Regions from separate parts of the Homo sapiens genome. Here region 2 is linked to region 1. A link is a loop called in an ENCODE intact Hi-C map of the cell type or tissue named here. Cell type or tissue: ascending aorta. All regions are shown on one strand. Links, peaks and the distances in the headings refer to the core of each region. The heading gives the core; the rest is flanking DNA.

What was found. Hi-C counts contacts between places; a loop is a spot of excess contacts. Peaks named below come from ENCODE experiments on the same cell type or tissue, not always from the same donor. Only the 100,000 strongest peaks of a DNase experiment are listed, where the experiment ranks them.
Region 2: it touches region 1 in a loop (2.9-fold over the local background); 67 of 110 quality-filtered maps call a loop at or near these places.

Annotation. Positions count from the first base shown.
Region 1 is chr21:34,334,181-34,339,924 of GRCh38, reverse strand. No RefSeq gene overlaps it. Among named protein-coding and RNA genes, the nearest start is that of KCNE2, 27 kb to the left of the region's middle. RefSeq lists an enhancer at 1,437-5,348. In ascending aorta, for the core only: no CTCF peak of the experiment used is centred there; a DNase peak (open chromatin) is centred at 2,851; H3K27ac peaks cover 3,352 bases.
Region 2 is chr21:33,932,481-33,938,224 of GRCh38, reverse strand. The region is part of intron 1 of LINC00649 (long intergenic non-protein coding RNA 649); the gene reads right to left. Among named protein-coding and RNA genes, the nearest start is that of LINC00649, 4.2 kb to the right of the region's middle. In ascending aorta, for the core only: no CTCF peak of the experiment used is centred there; no DNase peak of the experiment used is centred there.

The DNA of each region.
Region 1 (5,744 bases), core at 1,181-5,180:
TCCTCCCAGAGCCCCAAAGAGGGAGCCAACAGAGGGACAGACGAAGCCTCTGATGGCTCAGACAAAGAATAATTCAGGAGATGGTAACTAAACCACCTTGAAGGATGCGGGAAGCACATCGGGGTGAGATCTCTGCCTCTGATTCTCCTTAGCGCCCCACAGCAGTCTATTGCTTGGGTTGCCGGGGATAGGTGAAAGCCATGGGAGGTTGAAGGCAATACCTCAGGGGCAATTTCTCTCTGAATTAGAGGAAACATTCAAATGGCTGCCTTGAGCCCATCTCTATCATTGACCATGAAATCCCCCAACTTACTGCCGAAATGTACAGGGTCTACATTTGCAACCCCACCTGCCAGTACTGCAGGCTCACGAGAAGGTATATTCCCCTCCCTAGCTCTTTGAAGCTAATTCTCCCACCTTTGCTCATAATTCCCTATCCCTCCATATTCAAGAACTGGACTTTAATCCCAGGAAGAGCACAAAGCAGAGAAGATGCCCCGCTCTGATCTGCAGAGAAGTGGCTGCTCACTTGGTTTGTTGCTGCTGGCTCTGAAAAGCAGAAACATCTGTGCCGTCCACTGCTCGATGAACATTCATGCCCTCAACTGCCTGTCTGTGGCCTGCAAAATCGCAGGCATGCAGAGATCTGTGTGATGAGGGGGAGAGGGACCAAATCTGCATCCCAGGGAGCCCCCCCATGGAGGGAAAAGAGGCTTGAAAAACAAGTAAAAAAGAATGCTCAAGAAGATACCATTTAAGTCTGAGAAAAAGACTTGGAGCTAAAAGAAAACCTTCTTCTTTTTTTTTTTAAATTTTAAAAAACTCAGAAAATGGACTGAAAAGAGGAGGATCACTGTTGGGCAGTGAATTTGAGGTTTAGAGGATCAAGTAGAGGAAGGAGTTCACGACATAAAAACACAAAGAGGTGGAACCCAGGAGGGAATGGTAAGAGACTTAAAGGACAAAACGAGAGGCATGACATACAAATAGCAAACGTTCCAGAAGGAAAGAGAGAAAGAAAGAGAGAACAGATGGAAGAGAAGTGCTATTTAAAAAATAACAGACGAAAATTTCCCTGACCTGCCAGAAGACTTTAGATTGCATATTGAAAGGCCCAAGTCCCAGACAGGGTTATTTTTTAAATGACACACACCTAGACATAACTTGGTGAAATCTCAGAATTCTAAGGAGAAAGAAAATTGTTTACCTGGGTGAGGGAGAGCGAAGGGTCGGGAGGGAAGTACAGCTTGTTCTGATTGCATCTTTGTGTTGTTCTGATGAGTACTGTGAAAATGAGTGCTCATTATTTTAAAATTTTTTAAGAAGAAATGTCATCAAAATGCCTTTCCATGATTTTCTTCTGCCAATAGCCCTCTTAGCCCAGCATCTACAGAAACTCACCACCGCGGGCCCAGTGCCTTCCCATCCTGGTCCTCTGGCTCTGCTTCCTACACCTGGGCCCGACACCTTCAGACTGAGCACCTTCAGGACAGCCAGCGCTTCCTGGGCCTCGACTTGGAGCCTGGAGCTGCGCTTGGTGTTGAAATGCAAACATGAACAAGGCTTGATTCCTGCCTTCAAGGAGCGTAGGGTCCTCAACCAGGTCACGTCTCTGGGCTTTGCTCTTTTTGCTCTTTGCTGATTCTCAGAGGCATTGATGGAACCAGAAAAATTCATGCACTTTTCCCCCATCAGCCTATCTGCCCCCTCCTCAGCTGTGAGGAAGGTGGCCTGACATTTTAAACTGTGGCTTCCATGGTGACTCCCGCATGCCACTTCCTGTGACCCAGCTGAGGTTCTTCTGCAACATGGTGGGGTCACTTGGCCTCCCCCGACCCAACCCACGTCCCTTCCCCTCTCCGTGTGCCCACCCTCCTCACATCTGTGCCCCACACCCTCGCCAGCCACACTGTAAGTGGGGATTTCTTTATTCCGAGGAACGTGTTCTATATTTGTATGCTGACTCACCTCTGGGGCTTGCTTTCCAAAGACAAGGGAAAACAGGCCCCTAAGGCAAGCTACCTTGAAGCAGGGTTGCCCAGGTGGGACAAGGGAGTGCTTGAGGTTAAGAACCAAAGAAAGAGGAGTGAAAAGAGGGAACTCCCTGGATGGGAGGGTTTCCTCCCTTCTTCTCTGGTGTCTTTCTAGAAAGGGAAGAGAGTTGGAGGTAGAGAAAGCTGTAAGAGAAGCCAGCAGGAGACGTGGCAGGCAGGAGAAGGGAGGCAACCCCATGGAAAGAGCTGCTGCCCCAGACACTGACCTGCAGTGCCAGGACCTGCCAGGGAACAGCCCGGGAGGGTTGCAAGTGATGCTCAGTAGACACTGAAATGCCACCACATGGGACAAGGTAGAGTTTCCCATCACCATATGTGGCTGAGAGCCAATGAATCTATGTGTCTGCAGGTGCTTGGCTGGACATGATGGTATCCTTCCTGGGTGCTCAGTGACTGAGTGACATCGGATACACCTATCGGATACACCTTTAGCACAGGGTAACAAACACACTCCCTGCTTGCTTGCCATCTGCCCCCAGGCCCCCTCACCACTTCAAAGCCCACCTCCGCGATTGCCCCTCCACCTCTCTGGTCAGAAACTGGCCGGGGCCTGTGGCTTGGGACTCTTCCTAACTCCAAAGCTTCTTCCCAATTCCAGAGGCTGAAAAACAAGACCATAGGCCACCTCTCCTTCCTGACCCCTGAGATACACAGCTAAGCTGGAGCAAAGGCCCCAGAGTCCCAAATGAGGAAATGTCAAGGAACCCCAGGGCAGCTCGAGGCCACGTTGCCAGCACTGGCCAAGGTCTCAGGCAGAGGATGTAAAGACGCAGGCTTTCCACGGAGAGTATCTTCAAGGATTTGCACTCCTGCCCAACTAACAAAAGCCCCAAAGTGCCAGCCCAGGGAGGGGAGGGGCAGCTTTCTGTTTAGTCTGGCAGTGACCAAACGGGCCTGCAAGAATCAGGAAGCTGCCTGGTATGGATTTCAAGGCCCCTGAGTCCTCATGTTTATCTTTAGGCTCATTTCCAGGAGCTCAGCAATGTGTCCATTTCAAAATAATAATTACAATCGCCTGTCTTCTGTATGACGCAGACTTCGGAATCCATGTCAAAGTACAGTAGAACAAAACACCCTAGCGAAAGCAATTTCACCTGATGACTCTAGCGCACAAAGGGTGGAATTTATCATCATTATCAGAAAGCATGTAAGTCCCAAACACCTCAGTTAGAACAGGATGTGAACACGTTACAGTTGAAGGAGATAATTATGGAAATGCCAGAGCAGAATATTTTACAAAATTGGATGTTTCAGCTGGATCTGGTCATCAGACAATGGAAGGACCAGCATTCAGATATTTGATTACCTCCTGATGCTGAGGACTAGTTGAATATATTTGGTTCCGGAAATGTCCCAATGAAGCAAGAGAAAAATGGGAGAAAAGGCTGTGGCTGAGGCCAAGCCGTTCTCACAGCTGCAGAAATGAAAGACAAGTCCCAGAGCACCCTCCACCCCACCCCCCAGGCCCCACGTGGCTTTGAGAGACTGCATGAAGCAGAATTTAACAACAGCCTGTGCCAGGCTTGGTGGCTCACGCCTGTAATCTCAGGACTTTGGGAGGCCGAGGTGGGTGGATCACTTGAGGTCAGGAGTTCAAGACCAGCCTGGCCAACATGGTGAAACCCTATCTGTACTAAAAATACAAAAATTAGCTGGGCATGGTGGTATGTTCCTGTAGTCCTAGCTACTTGGGAGGCTGAGGCAGGAGAATCGCTTGAACCCAGAAGGCGGAGGTTGCAGTGAACCAAGATGGCACCATTGCACTCTAGCCTGGGCAACAAAGCGAGACTCTGTCTCAAAAAAAAAATGAAAACAAACAAACAAACAAAAACACAACAGCCTGGCCAGTGAGCATAAGGCATTTGCAAAACCCCCAGGAAGACCCCTTTTGTTGGCCCATCCTACCCCTAAGGCACACCATCTCTGTCTCACTAACAATGAAAAACACCAAAGCAACCTTTCTGACCACTGGCACTGGGCACCCAGGCCCCGGGGCACCCGGTCACTTAGCTATCTGCTTTCCTGTGTCCTTATGAACAAACACCAACCTCCCAGCTTCACACTGACATTTCTGGCAGAATCAGCCTTATTATTCCACCTGAACCAACAAGAAACAAAGCCAGTCAAGACATTTGCCTATTGGCATTGCAAAGTTTTGAATGCCATCAGTCATGTGGAAAATGTTGAGCCGAGCCTGGCAGAGTCACCCAAGGCCTTCATGCAAACAACAAAAGGCTGCTGGGCACTTTGGAGCCCACGTGGAGGAGGAACCACTCATCACAAAGCCAGGCACCGGCCTCCCCTGATGGCCCTAATGAGGACCAGGTGACCATGATGAATGCGACCATGCTGTGTTTGTCAAGTCTGAGATTACTGCAAAGCCTGGAATGAATGAGTCTACAAACAAGCACATCTATCTGCCCAGAAGCTGGAAAGAATAGGATGTGGAGAAGGCGGGGGCTGGGGTGGGAGGTGTCATCAATTACTTGTGGTTCTCGGAGAGCCAAGGAATATGCTTGGAAGGACAACTTCTGAGTGCCTGGAGAAGTCTTTGGTCAGCACCCCCGGTCTTCTGGATAATATCAGAGTCTTTCAGATCATCCAAGCCAGGCCAGATGGAGGCAATATTGTGCAGTGGGCAAACTTGTCTCTGCCTTTCTCTGTCCTTCTCCTAACTCTTGCCCATCTTCCTTCTGGTCTGTCTCACACACACACAACCCCACACACAAACGCACATACACACATGCACCAACAAGAACAGTTTAGGGTCTTCCCTTCTCTCCTGCCAAACCCTGTTCCTAGGAAATGATCTGATCACAGGTCAAATGTTAATATATTTCTATTATAATGGGAGTAAATGCCATCAGATAAAGGGTTGGAATTTTCACTGTGAAAACTAAAGAATGAGCTAGGAGCAGGAGGCAAGAATCACGCTGTGTCCAACAATGCTTTGGAGGAGGGTGCTGGGAGAGTCGCTCAGCTCTACCCCTAACTTGTTGGGGGTGCCTTGGGCATTGGGCTCCTTGTCTTGGCCTCAGTTTCCTCACTGGCATAAGGAGGGGCATGACTTAGGTGACTGCAGTGTTCCTCCGTTGGTACATAAAGAGTGAAATTTATCTAAGAATTCTCAGAATGCATTTTGGTCTCAAACACCTCAGTAAGAATAGGATGTGGACCAGGTGCAGTGGCTCATACCTGTAATCCTACCACTTTGGGAGGCTGAGGAGGGAGGATTGCTTGAGGCCAGGAGTTCGAGACCAGCCCAGACAATATAGCAAGACCCCACCTCTACAAAAAATTTAAAAATTAGCTGGGCATTGTGGTGTGTGCCTGTAGTCTCAGCTACTTGGGAGGCTGAGGCTGGAGGATCGCATGAACCTAGGAGTTTGAGGCTACGGTGAGCTATGTATGATTGTACCACTGCACTCCAGCCTGGGTGACAGAGCAAGACCCTGTCTCAGGAAAAAAAAAAAAAAAAAAAAGGATGTGAAGACGTTATAGCTGAAAGAGACAATTAGGGAAATGACTAGACCATAATCTTTGCAAAATTGGGTGTTCAGAGAATGCACCTTCCTGTTTCTTGACCAGTCCATGGGCAGCAGGGCAGCAGAAGCTTCCTATGAGCTCCTGAGAAGTAACTGGGCACGTTCTTGGAGATGTGGAGATTCCATAGCTAGCCTGCTTCTCAGG
Region 2 (5,744 bases), core at 1,075-5,074, 400 kb after region 1:
CTGAACAAATTTATAAAAAAAAAAAAAAAAAAAAAAGGAAGTGACGTACAGAAATCGGAGGTGAGATTCTGAAACAGCTGGATCGGTTACAGCTCGGCGTTTGCCTTATTTGAACAGAGTGTGAACACTCAGCAGTGTATGAGCGGTTGAAGTAAGGCTGCTGGGATTGGCCAAGACTCGGCAATTGTTACAGCTGCATACTCCTCAATTAGGATTTCAATCTTGTCATAATCCTAAATTAGGGTTTCAATCTGTTTCAAAGTTAGGTTGCAGTTCGTCCACAAGGACTCAAATATGGAAGTAGGAAGTCCGGGGCCGGGCACGGTGGCTCATGCCTGTAATCCCAGCACTTTGGGAGGCTAAGGTGGGCAGTTCACTTGAAGTCAGGAGTTTGTGACCAGCCTGGCCAACATGGTGAAACCCTGTCTCTACTAAAAATATAAAAATTCGAAAAATTAGCTTAGCATGGTAGTGGACACCTGTAATCCCAGCTACTCAGGAGGCTGAGGCAGGAGAATCTCTTGAACCCAGGAGGTGAAGGCTGCAGTGAGCCAAGATCGTGCCACTGCACTCCAGCCTGGGCTACAAAGCAAGACTTCATCTCAAAAAAAAAAAAAAAAGAAGAAGTAGGGAGTCCTTTTCAGGCCATATCCATATATAGTTTGCTTTAACAGTATTTTTTAAAGACTTAAAAAACATGCCTGGGGGTGAGGTAGAGGAGAGATTCTCTTTCAAAACAGTTTTGCTACTGAGCAAAAACTAGAGTCAATTTCCCTGTCCTGTTGCCACTATCCAGATTGGCTGCAGTCCTCCCCTAGCTGTTCCCACTACAGGCCTCTGGCATCCCAAAACCCCCAGCTTTGTCTGGTTCAGTGAACACCCCAGTCCACACACTGCAGTGGAACCTCTCTTAACTGCTTTGCCCCCAAGGATGTATGTTTCAAGAGAACGCTGCCTGGCTTACAACGTGATTTGGAAATACGCTGCTGGCTGTGTTTTATGCGTTTTATCAAGTGTTTTTACCTTTGTGCTAGCTGGGACCATGAAGGGCACAGTTTTAGAAGGTTGAAGTTAAATAATGATTTCACACCAGAAAATGTTCAGCAGGGGCCCCCAAGCAGCAAGCTGCCAGGCAATGGTCAATATTCTTGAACCCTGGAGGCAGCCACACAGCCAGAATTTGCACAGTGGCCACTGGTAGAGTTTGGGGTTGGATAATATAGCAGTTAAGCCCAGGGTCTTTGGAGGCAAGCTAACTGATTGGCCATGTAGTCTTGGGCAAGATCATTCACCTCTCTAAACCTCAGTTTCCTCATCTGTAAAATGGGGATGATTTTACCTATAGGCATCCTATAGGTTTGGGGAGGATTACATGAGTAAATGAACATGAAGTGCTTAGACAGTGCTAAGTAGATGCTGCTGTTAGAATTATTATGACTTCCTGAGCTGTTGTTTTCTTACCACCCTTAAAGAAGGAAGGAAGGTGTTTGCCACATCTAACAACCTTCAAGGATGCTGGCAACTTCCCAGCTGGGTCTATTTTGATTGTCATCCCACTTAGACATGTCACATTCTAAACTAAGACATTTCAGCTGAGGGTCATGGGTCCAGGGACATTCTGGGGGAACTCAGTTGAGATTCCAGGGTGAAACCAACAAACCGGGTCTTCACATTCTGCCACTTTTCATTGTCTTTAGGCTTTGAGCAATTTAAGCCCCATTTACAGGTTCTCAGAGACCCGTGCCAGATAGCTCAGAATCACATGAGGAGCTGGTTTAAAATAGGAAATTCCTGGCCCCACCCAGGACTACTTCACAGAGCCTCTTGGGAGAGAATCTGCATTTCAACAGGCTCCTCGTTGCCTCTTCTGTGAGCTGGAGAGTAAGAACTGCAGCACTTGGGCCAAACACAGTGGCTCACGCCTGTAAACCCAGCACTTTGGGAAGTCGAGGTGGGAGAATTGCTTGAGCCCAGGAGTTCAAGACCAGCCTGGACAACATGGCAAGATCCCATCTCTACCAGAAATAAAAAAATTAACTGGATGTGGTGGTGCACACCTATGGTCCCAGATACTCGGGAGGTTGAGGTGGGAGGATCACTTGAGTCCGGGAGGTTGAGGCTGCAGTGAGCTGTGATCGCACCACCGTACTCCAGCCTGGGTGACAGAGCAGACCCTGCCTGGCTCAAAAAAAAAAGGCAAAAAGAACTGTAGCAGTTGAACTTGAGAAACTGACCTCTACAGCCCAAGGGCATAAAACCAAGTGCCAGGCTCACACAAGCACTGAAGACCCTTTTTTTTTCCTTTATGAATACAAAAAAAAGACTAAATAAAATTGAAAAATAAACTTTCAAAGGCTAACCAAAAATCATGAATGAGTAAATGAAGCAGCCACACGTATCTCGTTTCTTCTTTGCTGCTCCTCACCATGTTGTCCCTGAAGGGGAAAGCATTAATATTTATTGAGGGGATTCTTCCTCAGTACAAAAGTAACGTGAGATTAATGCTTAAAACTCCAAAACCACAGAGAAACACTAAAGAAAAGACAAACAGGCTGGGTGTGGTGGCTCATGCCTGTAATCCCAGCACTTTGGAGGCCGAGGCAGGTGGATCACTTAAGGTCAGGAGTTTGAAACCAACCTGACCAACATGGTGAAATCCCATCTTTACTAAAAATACAAAAATTAGCTGGGTGTGGCAGCAGGCACCTGTAATCCCAGCTATTTGGGAGGCTGAGGCAGGAGAATCCCTTGAACCAGGAGGTGGAGGTTGCAGTGAGCCGAGATCGTGCCACTGCACTCTAGCCTGGGCAACACAGCGAGACTCCTCTCAAAAGAAAAGAAAAGAAAGAAAAGAAAAGAAATATGAGAAATAAGGGGGATCATATATAATTGTTAGCTCCAGGGATACTTTAGAATAATGTGTTTAAAACTGTTTTGTCTGGAGACTTAATGTATAGCATGGTGACTATAGTTAATAACAATGTATAGTACACTTGAAATTTGCTAACAGAGAAGAACTTAAGTATTCTCACCATACACACACATCCAAAAGTAACTGTGGGAGGTTATGAATACGTTCATTAACTTGATTGTGGTAAGCATCTTGCAATGTTTATGTATATCAAGTCATTACATTCTGTACCTTAAATATATTCAATTTTACTTGTCAATTATGTCTCAATAAAGCAGGGGGCAATACAATTTTTTTTAATTTAGCATGCAAAAATTTTTTAAAAACATCAAAGCTGAGTCCACAGTGTTGATTTTACTTGTATAAAATATTTCTGCAAAATTTATCCTATCAAGATATTTGGTTCACTCCAGTCCCACCCTAGAAACCTGTCACACTTTCAGTTCAGGACCTACAGACCCATTGCAACCGGCCAGCTGTCTCTGCTCCCATAAGGGGAGGTCCCAAGTCATCAAAGGGGACACTGTCCCTAAGGTCAGCTGTAACCTTCCATTTGGAGTGTCTTCTTTTTATTATGAAACATAACTAAGGCTGGGCATGGTGGCTCACACCTGTAATCCCAGCACTTTGGGAGGCCAATGCGAATGGATCACCTGAGGCCAAGAGTTCGAGACCAGCCTGGCCAACATGGTGAAACCCCCGTCTCTACTAAAAATACAAAAATTAGCTGGGCATGGTGACCATGCCCGTAATCCCAGCTACTCAGGAGGCTGAGGCACCAGAATTGGATGAATCCAGGAGTTGGAGGTTGCAGTGAACCAAGATCATGTCACTACACTCCAGCCTGGGCAACAGAGCGAGACTCTGTCTTAAAAAAAAAAAAAAAAAAAGACAAACAGAAATCATTGCTCAGAAGCCAACACTGTCAACAGTTTTTGAGGTTCTTTCTGGCCTTTTATATAATGTGTATAAATACACAATTATTTAACAAAAACCTCATTTATACACAGGCTACTCTTTCTTGAATTTGAGCCTGCTCTTTTAAAAAAAAAAAAACTTAGCAAGGCATTATGAATATTGTCTCAGGTCAACAAATTCTTTTTCACCATAGTTTTAAACAGCAGCATAGCGTTCCACCATAGATATGCTGGGATATTTAATCCCTGTTCAATCACTGAATATTCAAGCTCAACAATTAATTAAAAATAAAATAAGGCCAGGGGTGGTGGCTCAAGCCTGTAATCCCAGCATTTTGGGAGGCCGAGGTGGGTGGATCACCTGAGGTCAGGAATTAGAGACCAGCCTGGCCAACGTGGTGAAATCCTGTCTCTACTAAAAATACAAAAATTAGCTGGTGCGGTGGTGCATGCCTGTAATCCTGGCTACTCAGGAAGCTGAGGCAGGAGAATCGCTTGAACCTGGGAGGCGGAGGTTGCAGTGAGTTGAGATCGTGCCACTGCACCCCAGCTTGGGTGACAGAGTGAGACTCCGTCTCGAAAAAATAAAATAAAATAAAATAAGGCAGATTCTAATTCATAGGCCTTTGGTGGACATCTGTCATTTTTTAAGCTCTACAGTTGACTTCAATCAGTAGCCAGGATTGATGGCTACCATGAAAGACTACTTCTAGAATATTCTCAGGAAACCTTTAGAATTGGAACACAAATAAGGAAAATTTCCAGGCCCTGAGGACATCAGCAAATCTGGATTATATAAACCCCATTAATTCCAGGGTGAGCAGTGCTGTCACACATCACAAAAGGAAAGACTACTACTCCTTTTGTCCTTGTCACAAATGGACTGACTTGATCCAATGTCCCTAAGATGGTGCCAACTTCATTTCTGATGAACAGCCACTTTGAGAACTGTACTGTGAGGCTCTGCCAACTGGAATGACTTGTTTTTATCATTTTTTTTCTCTCTCTTTCATTGCTTCATTTAATTGCCAAGCTATGACTGGAGTTTGCTGTGTCTTTGGGGCTCAGGTGTACAAGGAATTCCCACAAATTAAAAAATATATTCAAGAAAGCTCAGAGTTTATGAAATTATATGCAACTTAGCTTGATGTTAGTCTAATGCCCATCTCAGTGTCTTCTTGAATGTATAACAAAGAAAAGGTGATTTTTAAAAGTTAAAATTGGTTCAGGCCAAGCATGATGGCTTACATTTATAATCCCAGCACTTTGGGAGGCTGAGGCAGGTAAATCGCTTGAGCTCACGAGTTCAAGACCAGCCTTGCCAATATGATGAAACCTCATCTCTACAAAAAATACAAAAAGTAGCCGAGTGTGATGATGTGCGCCTGTGGTCCCAGCTACTTGAGAGGCTCAGGTGGGAGGATGGCTTGAGCCCAGGTGGCAGAGGTTGCAGTGAGCCGAGATTGCATCACTGCACTCCATCCTGGGTGAAAGCCTTGTCCCAAAAAAAAGAAAAAAGTTAAAATTGATTCAAAGGGAGTTGGTGACAGCTCCTTATAGGGTCAGTCTTGGTTGCTTCTCTATTCCCTACAATTTCTATCATGATCTCAAATAGGCCACTCATATTTGTTTAAAGAGTTCATGCCTGCAATGAATGAATGAATAAAGATGGCTTTCTATCCCATTTCAAGCCATACAATATAGATGATCTGAATTACTCTGCTGTCCTGCAGATTTGGCCTTGGTTCCCAAAGACCACCCCACTAATAGCCCCCTGATTGCTTAAAAACTCAAAATAGCCAGTGCTTTTATCCAGCCCTACAATTCTATCCACAGAACCATAAGCCCGTAGAAATATGCTACCAGCCCAGCCTCCCCCAAGGAGGTGTCCTGCAAAATGAAAAGTATGGCATTCT